2 separate regions of the Homo sapiens genome follow, and region 1 is linked to region 2. The links are chromatin loops, found by intact Hi-C in ENCODE. Cell type or tissue: mammary epithelial cell. All regions are shown on one strand.

Region 1 (5,000 bases), 270 kb after region 2:
AATTTGAAGGCGTCTAAACGAATATTACTATGGAGACTTAAATAGCTATGAGCAATGACGTCATCTCACAGGCAGAAGGAAACGAAGTCATGGTCAGGTGAGCAAAATGGGTGGCTACGCTGAGCTGCATGGCCGATCCAGTGTAGAATACTGGTCAATGGTTGTAACTTGAAATTAGAGACTTGAACTTGAAAATTGATTCTATCACTTACCAGCTGTCTGACATTGGCAAAATTACTTCAATTCTCTAAGCCTCAACTTCTTTATCCCGAAAATGAGAATGATAATGACAACTCTCAGTGTTATAAGAAATAAGTGTAAGAATGTATGTAGAATACATAGCATATGGCTTAGTATATTGTGTTCAATAAAGGATAATGATTCTTATTCATGAATGACAGGTAAAGAAGCAATAAAGCACCAGAGAGTGATGTCATTTTTCCTGTTTGAAATTAAGAATTTTGCTTTTCTTCGGCAAAATAAGTGTTTTGACTTTTCTTTATTTGTTTGAAAATAAAGACTTTGCATTTCTATTGCTTCGTCACTTAGGCTGAAAGATAACTTCACCATCAAATTGTTTGGTTTGGTTTTTCAAGAGAGACTTCATCTTGAACAGAGCTGCTTAATTACACTGCCAACTTAAAAAAGCAAGTTGTTTGTAAGTTTGGTGGATTTATTGGCATTGTTTTTTCATTCAGATATTTCTCATTGCCAAATCTCACTCTGTCCAAGAAAAAAAAAATTCAGCACACCATACTCTATGTAACCTTACTTACATTACTTAATAGTAGCTGTAAAATAGAATTTTTTTTTGAAGACCTACGTCTTCAGCCAGGAAATATGTGATTAGATCTTAATTGGGAGCTGGCTCTTCTAGTTGGATCTGGGCTATCTTTGAACCAGTAGTAAGTTACTTGTTGCAAGTATCTGTTCAAAGTAGCAAAGTGTTTATTCATATGGAGATAGGTATTAAAAATGTCTAAGTTATATATATTTGCTCTAAGTTTTGTTTGCATTCTTCCTTAAATAGAAATATGGCTTACATGATATTTGTATCCATATATAGACACATAGGAGAATTACCAATTTTTAGGGATTAAGTTACACCAAACTAACATTTAGGGAATAAAGCACCTGCCTTCATTATTTGGTAAGAAAGACCTCAAAATTTCTAATAAAACAGATGGAATGTAAATACCATGACACAAATATCAGGTCAAAGGCCTAATGTGAGGGCCAATGAATATGGAAAGGGATCTGGGCCTCATATGGTTTGGAAATCCTCAGAATTTGTCCGCAAAAATTACATGTATATCTATGTATGTATATGGTCATTTATCTGAACATTTTCATAGTTTTCATCAAGGAAGTCACAAAGGATGGTAAGAACCAAGTCACTGGGTGGACCTGATAGTTTCATTGCCATCAGTCAGTTCTTTAAGGAATAGTTACTGGAGGAAGTATAAGATAAACCTAGAAATGGGCTGCCAGCACACATTAGGATGGTGCACACATGAGCTGGTGGTCTCCTGCTGCCCGTTTCTGAAGTGAAAATATATATATATATGCTGGCCATAGATGGAGGAAGCAGAATTTGAAAGAAGCAGCAAGACAGGCCTCCACACCAGATTTCTCAAGCAGTGGGATGGTGAGTGCGGGGTTGTATTTTCCTGTATCAAAGGAGAAAAGTGACAGGCGCATGAGTGTTCTAACGTTTTTCTTTCAGCAAAGCAAAGATAAAATCAGGACTTTCTTTGCTCCTGGGCCTGGACCTCTTTCAATAGTTACTCTCTGGATGGAAGACTCTAGGGATGCTGAAAGCAAGACTCAGTCGCCGCAGGCAAGAGAGCTGGCTAGGGCTGACTAAGGTTAGCTGACTGCCAGCTTACATAGAGTTGAGTTGCAATAAATTCCGTGAGATATCTCTTGTGGTTGCTGTAGGCAGAGTATGCTTCCCTTGACAGTGTCCAGTCTGGTTAGCGCTGCGCTTTAAACTTCCCAGCCTGCGCCTCGAATTTGGTGCTGCAGCTGTAGAACTACATCTTCCTAGCATGGGAGAGGGTTCCTCGAGGATTCATTTTTCTTTGGTTCCTCCGCAGCCAGCTCACCGCTAGGATCTGGTTTTGTGTCGGTTCACTGACTTCATTTCAGTTCCAGAGTTATTCTCCACTTACTCAGCTTCTGCCAAACGTACACGTGCGTGGAATTGATAATAAGGGAACCACATTAATTCGCAGTTTTAGTGCCCGGTGTTCATACGGGAGCTTATTTCTACTCAACTAAGTTTTGCTGCGCTCAGGTAATCCATCTCCACCCTTTCCCTTCCGCTACTGATTCCCTCTCTGCTCCTCCCCTGTCAGGTGAATTTCCCCCAAAACTTGCCTGGAGGTTCCTTCTAGCGCCGCTGGGGACTGCAGAGCTGGCACTTGGACCTTACCCAGCGACCCCTACTCCGAAGGGGTGACCCAGGCACAGGCGACTTTACAGGGTCTCTTTCTCTCTTGGGTGTTTCACACACATGCGCCTCTGTGCAAACACCTATGTTTTATGTGTTTTAAAGTGAGAAAGGAATACTTGAAATGCGGAAGTCAGGTTAAGGAAATGGGGTTCTTCACTGAACTCTGCCAACATCCGGTCAATATGATGGCGGTGTGTGTTTAAGCAGCTCTTTACCAAAGAGGGTAAAATCAAACTGCCTACAAGGGGCGGATTCCTCTGGGAGTCTGGGACTCTGCGAAGCAGTGGAGGCATGGCTGGAGAAAGCCACAGGTCCCCAAACCGCTAAAGCCAAAAACCGTGTGGGGAACAAATTTTGCTTTGTTTTTTCTCCGTCCCATGCTCCCGAGCAGAAATTAAAAGAGGAAAGGTCGCATGGAGCTGGTTACATTCCTGTCGGCCTTCCCCCGCTTCCCATCCCTTTAACACTTGTCTCTAATCGTTTCCAGTTCTCCTAGGATAACGGGAAAATTGTTTCCTGGCACCCCGCACTCCCACAGGACACACCCGCAATCGCACACACTTTTGATCCGTCCTGGCCAATGCCCCCACCTAGCGGTTTAAACTCGCCGGCTTTGCTTCCCTCTTCTATGGTTTCTAAGTGAGCGCTGCAGTTGACAAAAATAATTGTTTATCTAGGTGGATGGGGTGGGAGAATGGGAAGGATCCCTTAAAATGTGGTGAAAATGAGGCTTAAGGTTGGTGGCAAAATGCTAGGTGCTAGGACTGGAGGAGAAAAAGAGAGAAGGCTGTGCTTTTATCCTCAGGGTGGCTGCTGCAGCCCAGACCGCATCTAGAGGACGTCCTTGAAGAGCTGCCACCTTAGTTAAAGGAGTACCCTCACTCTCAATGCATGCATGTGTGTATGTGTGTTTTTCTTCAAAACACTTAACACTACAGAAAAGTATAAGTATTAATTATTTACTTGTTCATGTAGTTATTGTCTGTCTCTTCTAGAATGTAAACTGCTGGAAAAGAGGGTCTGAGTCTACTCCCACTGGCCTCCATACCTCGGATGCCTAGAAAAATACTCAGCATAGAGTAGGCACTCTATTTTTTGCCTGCTTGCCTGGTTTAGAGAACCGGGAATTAAGGGAACTTGGGTTTGTGCTTTATTGCCTTGGGTAAAAAGCTCTTCTTTCAAAGGATCTCAATTACTCTTCCTCTAAAACTGGGTGGAGGGATCAGATCAGATAGCCTTAGGTTCTGACACAGAATGATTCTCTTTAAAATATATGTGCGCTTAAACAGATGAATTCATTTACAATGCAGTTTTTATTAGATACACTCTAGGTGCCAAACATGGATCTAGGCTCTAGGAATTCGTAGTGGGGATCATTTAATCCTTCGAGCTGAAAATACCTTGTCCTTTCCTGGAGCTTTTCTTCATACTTTCTGATTTGCATCTCTACCCTACATTTGTTTCTGTTGAGGTCAGAGGAGAAACTGAGGACAGGGGATCCGTCCCTGGTCATGAGACCTAGGTACTGGTATTGCATGCTGCAGCTTATGGCTGACATTCCCACATATTAGTTGAAGGCAAAGGAGACACACAAGATGGTGCTGATGATGGTTCCAGTCCTCCCCGCCCCACCATCCCCCTTTTTTCTTGAATTCTGATGACCTCCTTTCTAGGTAGGCTGTTGGAAGGAACACGCTTACTGGCAACTGTTTTCCAGAGGCACTGAAGCACTGAGCAGCTGGAAGAGGATGGTGGAGCAGAAGGTTTAATTTCACATACAGTTGGCTTCTGTTTGTGATAACTTTTACATTTTCGCAGATAGCTTGTCTTTTTCCCTGTTGACTCATAGTTGAGTGAAAAACACAAATTTCTAAAACTAGATGAAAAAATAGTTTTTATTGTATCAAGAGTTAAGGACGGCAAAGTACAAAATGCAAACATTGGGCCCTCTACAGCGATATTACTGGTGCCTCCTAACCTGGGTGTGGCCATCAGGGCTGGATATGATTTTAGAGCGGAGAGGTCAGAGACCAGGGCTTCCCCGCCTAACACTGGCCTCCTAGGGTGGGAGTGGTAGGCAGGAGCCTAGGGCCAGACTGCTGGACTAAACCTGTGACCATGGCTAAGGACATGGGTCTCACTGGAGGTCAGCGCAGCAAGCTCTGATGTCCGTAGAGGCGAGAACAGGACGCCTTCTTCCCCTGACCAGAAATGCAGCTCCAGGTTGTCAGGGCTGGGAGGATGGCCCAGGGTGGGAAGCGGGGAGATAGGGCGGTAGGACCCGGCGGGAGCTTCCTTGGCCAGGAAAGGAACAGGGCGGGGGGAAAAGAGGGAGGGAGAGAGAAAAAGGGAAGGTGATGGGGAGCGGGCGTCCGCACCCGCCGCGCCGCACGAGTTGCACTGCTCTGGCGGACCGGACCTGGACTCTATATAAAGAGCCCATCTGCTCCGTAGCTCGCACGCTTCTCCCGGGCTGGTGCACGCCGCGTCCCTCCAGCTCCCCCAGACACCTGCCCCTTCCCAGTGTGCCGCGCCAGGTCCT
Region 2 (5,000 bases):
ACCCCGTCATCTCAGCCCAAAATCTCCTTAAGCTGATAAGCAACTTCAGCAAAGTCTCAGGATACAAAATCAATGTACAAAAATCACAAGCATTCTTATACACCAATAACAGACAAACAGAGAGCCAAATTATGAGTGAACTCCAATTCACAATTGCTTCAAAGAGAGTAAAATACCCAGGAATCCAACTTACAAGGGATGTGAAGGACCTCTTCAAGGAGAACTACAAACCACTGCTCAAGGAAATAAAAGAGGATACAAACAAATGGAAGAACATTCCATGCTCATGGGTAGGAAGAATCAATATCATGATAATGGCCATACTGCCCAAGGTAATTTATAGATTCAATGCTATCCCCATCAATCTACCAATGACTTTCTTCACAGAGTTGGAAAAAACTACTTTCAAGTTCATATGGAACCAAAAAAGAGCCCGCATCGCCAAGTCAATCCTAAGCCAAAAGAACAAAGCTGGAGGCATCACGCTACCTGACTTCAAACTATACTATAAGGCTACAGTAACCAAAACAGCATGGTACTGGTACCAAAACAGAGATATAGATCAATGGAACAGAACAGAGCCCTAAGAAATAACGCCGCATATCTACAACTATCTAATCTTTGACAAACCTGTGAAAAACAAGCAATGGGGAAAGGAGTCCCTATTTAATAAATGGTGCTGGGAAAACTGGCTAGCCATATGTAGAAAGCTGAAACTGGATCCCTTCCTTACACCTTATACAAAAATTAATTCAAGATGGTTTAAAGACTTACATGTTAGACCTAAAACCATAAAAACCCTAGAAGAAAACCTAGGCATTACCATTCAGGACACAGGCATGGGCAAGGACTTCAGGTCTAAAACACCAAAAGCAATGGCAACAAAAGCCAAAATTGACAAATGGGATCTAACTAAACTAGAGAGCGTCTGCACAGCAAAAGAAACTACGTCAGAGTGAATAGGCAACCTACAAAATGGGAGAAAATTTTCGCAAACTACTCATCTCACCAAGGGGCTAATATCCAGAATCTACAATGAACTCAAATAAATTTACAAGAAAAAACAAACAACCCCATCAAAAAGTGGGCAAAGGACATGAACAGACACTTCTCAAAAGAAGACATTTATGCAGCCAAAAAACACAGGAAAAAATGCTCACCATCACTGGCCATCAGAGAAATGCAAATCAAAACCACAATGAGATACCATCTCACACCAGTTAGAATGGCAATCATTAAAAAGTCAGGAAACAACAGGTGCTGGAGAGGATGTGGAGAAATAGGAACACTTTGACACTGTTGGTGGGACTGTAAACTAGTTCAACCCTTGTGGAAGTCAGTGTGGCGATTCCTCAGGGATCTAGAACTAGAAATACCATTTGACCCAGCCATCCCACTACTGGGTATATACCCCAAAGGACTATAAATCATGCTGCTATAAAGACACATGCACACGTATGTTTATTGTGGCACTATTCACAATAGCAAAGACTTGGAACCAAGCCAAATGTCCAACAATGATAGACTGGATCAAGAAAATGTGGCACATATACACCATGGAGTACTATGCAGCCATAAAAAATGATGAGTTCATGTCCTTTGTAGGGACATGGATGAAACTGGAGATCATCATTCTCAGTAAACTGTCACAAGGACAAAAAACCAAACACCGCATGTTCTCACTCATAGGTGGGAATTGAACAATGAGAACACATGGACACAGGAAGGGGAACATCACACTCTGGGGACTGTTGTGGGGTGGGGGGAGGGGGGAGGGATAGCATTAGGAGATATGCCTAATGCTAAATGACGAGTTAATGGGTGCAGCACACCAGCATGGCACATGTGTACATATGTAACTAACCTGCACATTGTGCACATGTACCCTAAAACTTAAATTAAAAATAAAAATTAAAATTAAAAAACACACAGAATGATGTTGGATCAAACATCTGGATACTTCATGACCCATCAAGTGGACATATAAAATTAACTGTCATAACATATGTATCTGAATCTGTCCTTCCCTAGTCCCTTCCACTACTTTAATCCACATCATTATGATCTCTTGAACTGATTACCACAATTATCTCACCTAGCTGATTACTGCCTTCTGGTTCTGTTCTCCTCTAGGCCACACTCTAGACCAATCAGAGAGTCACCCTTCTAAAATACTACTTTGATAACAGAAATTCTCTCCTTAAAATCTCCCACAGGCTACCCATACCTTACAGGACAGAGTTCTCCATGTTCCTCAGTTTTGCCCAGAAAGCCTTTCACTGTGTGGCCCCTTCGTCCTTCTCCAGCCTTCCCTCTACTCTTATCGTTATTTACATGCAAGCAACTTTAAATTCCTGACAGTTCACCAAAACATGCCATGCTAATTAACATAACTGCACAGGTTTTTTCCCATCTGGTGTGTTTCTTATACCATAATCCAGATGTGTACTGATTCTTCAAACCCTGCTTCAAATTTTCTGTGAAACCATCCCTGCTCTCTCCAGACAAAAAAAGTATCTCCCCTGTCTATGCTATCTTGTACCTTACATATAATTATATTACTGTACTCATTAACCTGTTTTAAGGGTTTTAGTGACTCCCTATTGTAAAGACGAGGTTCTTCAGGGTAGACACAGAGTTTATTTTGTGGGTATTTCTGTTGTTTGATGCCTGCTCTCCTACATAATTGGTGGTCTGAATTCATATTATATATATATTTTTTTCAAAATATATATGTTCAACATTATTTATAAATATATAAATATGTGTGTGTCTATACAGATAAAGGTTGAGATCAAATAAAATCTCTTCAAATGCACTTGAAATAACATCACAGGTATACACAATTTGTTAGTACCATCTATGATTTCCTAGCATTAATAATAATCACTCACATATACTGATGCCTTAAATTCGACTACTTAAAAGCAATGTTTATGCCACCTGGTGGTCAAACAGGAAATGCTATTTTAAAATATTTCATAATTCATATTGTGATATGAGTGTTTCAGTTTAAAGCAATTGACTTCTGCCTCTAGAAGGATATATTTTATCACATTGCAAAGCATTTTTGAGAAATGGTGACAAAGAAAAGGCTTCAATTGCAGTAATAGTGGGAGACTTCAGCACCCCACTGACAGTATTAGACAGATCATTAAAGCAAAAAATTAACAAAGATATTGAGGACCCAACTCATCACTGGATCAAATGGACCTGATAGACATCTACAGAACTCTCTACCTCAAAACAACAGAATGTACATTCTTCTCATCCTCATGTGCCACCACATGGCACATACTCTAAAATCGATCACATAATCAAACATAAAAAACTCCTCAGCAAATGCAGAAGAACTGAAATCATAACAGCCATTCTCTCAGACGACAGTGTAATTAAAATAGAATTCAAGAATAAGAAAATAACTCAAAACCATACAGTTACATAAAAAGTGAATAACCTGCTCCTGAATGACTTTGGGGTAAATAATGCAATTAAGGTAGAAATCAATAAATTGTTTGAAACTAATGAGAACAAAGATACAACATAACAGGATCTCTGGGACACAGCTAAGGCAGGGTTAGGAGGAAAAATTATAGCATTAAACATCCACATCAGAAAGTTAGAAAGATCTCAATTTAATAACCTAACATCAAAACTAACAGAATTAGAGAACCAAGAGCCAAGCAATCCCAAAGCTAGCAGAAGACAAGAAATAATCAAAATCAAAGCTGAACTAAAAGACATTGAGACACAAAAAAATTCAAAAGATCAACAAATCCAGGAGTTGGTTTTCCTATTTTTTTTTTTAATTCTAAGTTCTGGGATACATGTGCAGAACGTGCAGGTTTGTTACATAGGTATACACGTGCCATAGTGGTTTGCTGTACCTATCAACCCATCATCTAGGTTTCAAGCATGCATTAAGTATTTGTCCTAATGGTGTCCCTCCCCTTGCTCCCCACCCCCTGACAGGCCCAGTGTGTGATGTTCCCCTCCCTGTGTCCACAGGTTCTCATTGTTCAACTTCCACTTATGAGTGAGAACATGCAGTGCTTGGTTTTCTGTTCTGTATTAGTCTGGTGAGAATGACAGCTTCCAGGTTCATCCATGTCCCTGCAAAGGACATGAACTCATTCTATTCTATGGCTGCATAGTATTCCATGGTGTGTATGTGCCAACAAGCAATGGGGACAGGATTCCCTATTTAATAAATAGTGCTGGGAAAACTGATTAGCCATATGCAGAAAACTGAAACTGGACCTCTTCCTTAAACCTAACACAAAAAATTAACTCAAGATGGGTTAAAGACTTAAAGGTAAAACTCAAAACCAAAAAAAACCCTAGAAGAAAACTTAGGCAATACCATTCAGGATATAGGCATGGGCAAAGACTTCATGACCAAAACACCAAAAGCTATTGCAACAAAAGCCAAAATTGATGAATGGGATCTAATTAAACTAAAGAGCTGGACAGCAAAAGAAATTATCATCATAGTGAACAGGCAACTGACAGAATGGGAGAAAATTTTTGCAATCTACCCATCTGACAAAGATCTACTATCCAGAGTCTACAAGGAATTTAAATTTACAAGAAAAAAACAACCCCATCAAAAAGTGGGCAAAGGATATGAACAGACACTTTTCAAAAGAAGACATTTATGCGGCCAAGAAACATATGAGAAAAAGCTCATCAACACTGCTCATTAGAGAAATGCAAATCAAAACCACAATGAGCTACCATCTCACACCAGTTAGAATGGAGATGGTTAAAGTCAGGAAACAACAGATGCTGGAGAGGATGTGGAGAAATAGGAATGCTTTTACAGTGTTGGTGGAAGTGTAAATTAGTTGAACAATTGTAGAATACAGTGTGGCAATTCCTGAAGGATCTAGAACCAAAAATACCATTTGACCCAGAAATCCCATTACTGAATATACACCCAAATGATTATAAATCATTCTACTATAAAGACACATGCACATGTATGTTTATTGCAGCAC

The links. A loop is a pair of places that touch in the nucleus more often than their neighbours do. Peaks named below come from ENCODE experiments on the same cell type or tissue, not always from the same donor. Only the 100,000 strongest peaks of a DNase experiment are listed, where the experiment ranks them.
Region 1: it touches region 2 in a loop (26-fold over the local background); 2 of 110 quality-filtered maps call a loop at or near these places.

What each region holds. Positions count from the first base shown.
Region 1 is chr6:77,464,199-77,469,198 of GRCh38, reverse strand. The region is part of intron 5 of LOC105377864; the gene reads right to left. Among named protein-coding and RNA genes, the nearest start is that of HTR1B, 3.2 kb to the right of the region's middle. RefSeq lists enhancers at 2,659-2,718, 2,929-2,978. In mammary epithelial cell, a CTCF peak has its summit at 3,046; DNase peaks (open chromatin) are centred at 1,878 and 3,028; H3K4me3 peaks cover 1,585 bases; H3K27ac peaks cover 350 bases.
Region 2 is chr6:77,738,537-77,743,536 of GRCh38, reverse strand. All of the region lies in intron 2 of MEI4 (meiotic double-stranded break formation protein 4), which reads right to left. Among named protein-coding and RNA genes, the nearest start is that of MEI4, 88 kb to the right of the region's middle. In mammary epithelial cell, a CTCF peak has its summit at 2,948 (motif pointing left); no DNase peak of the experiment used is centred here.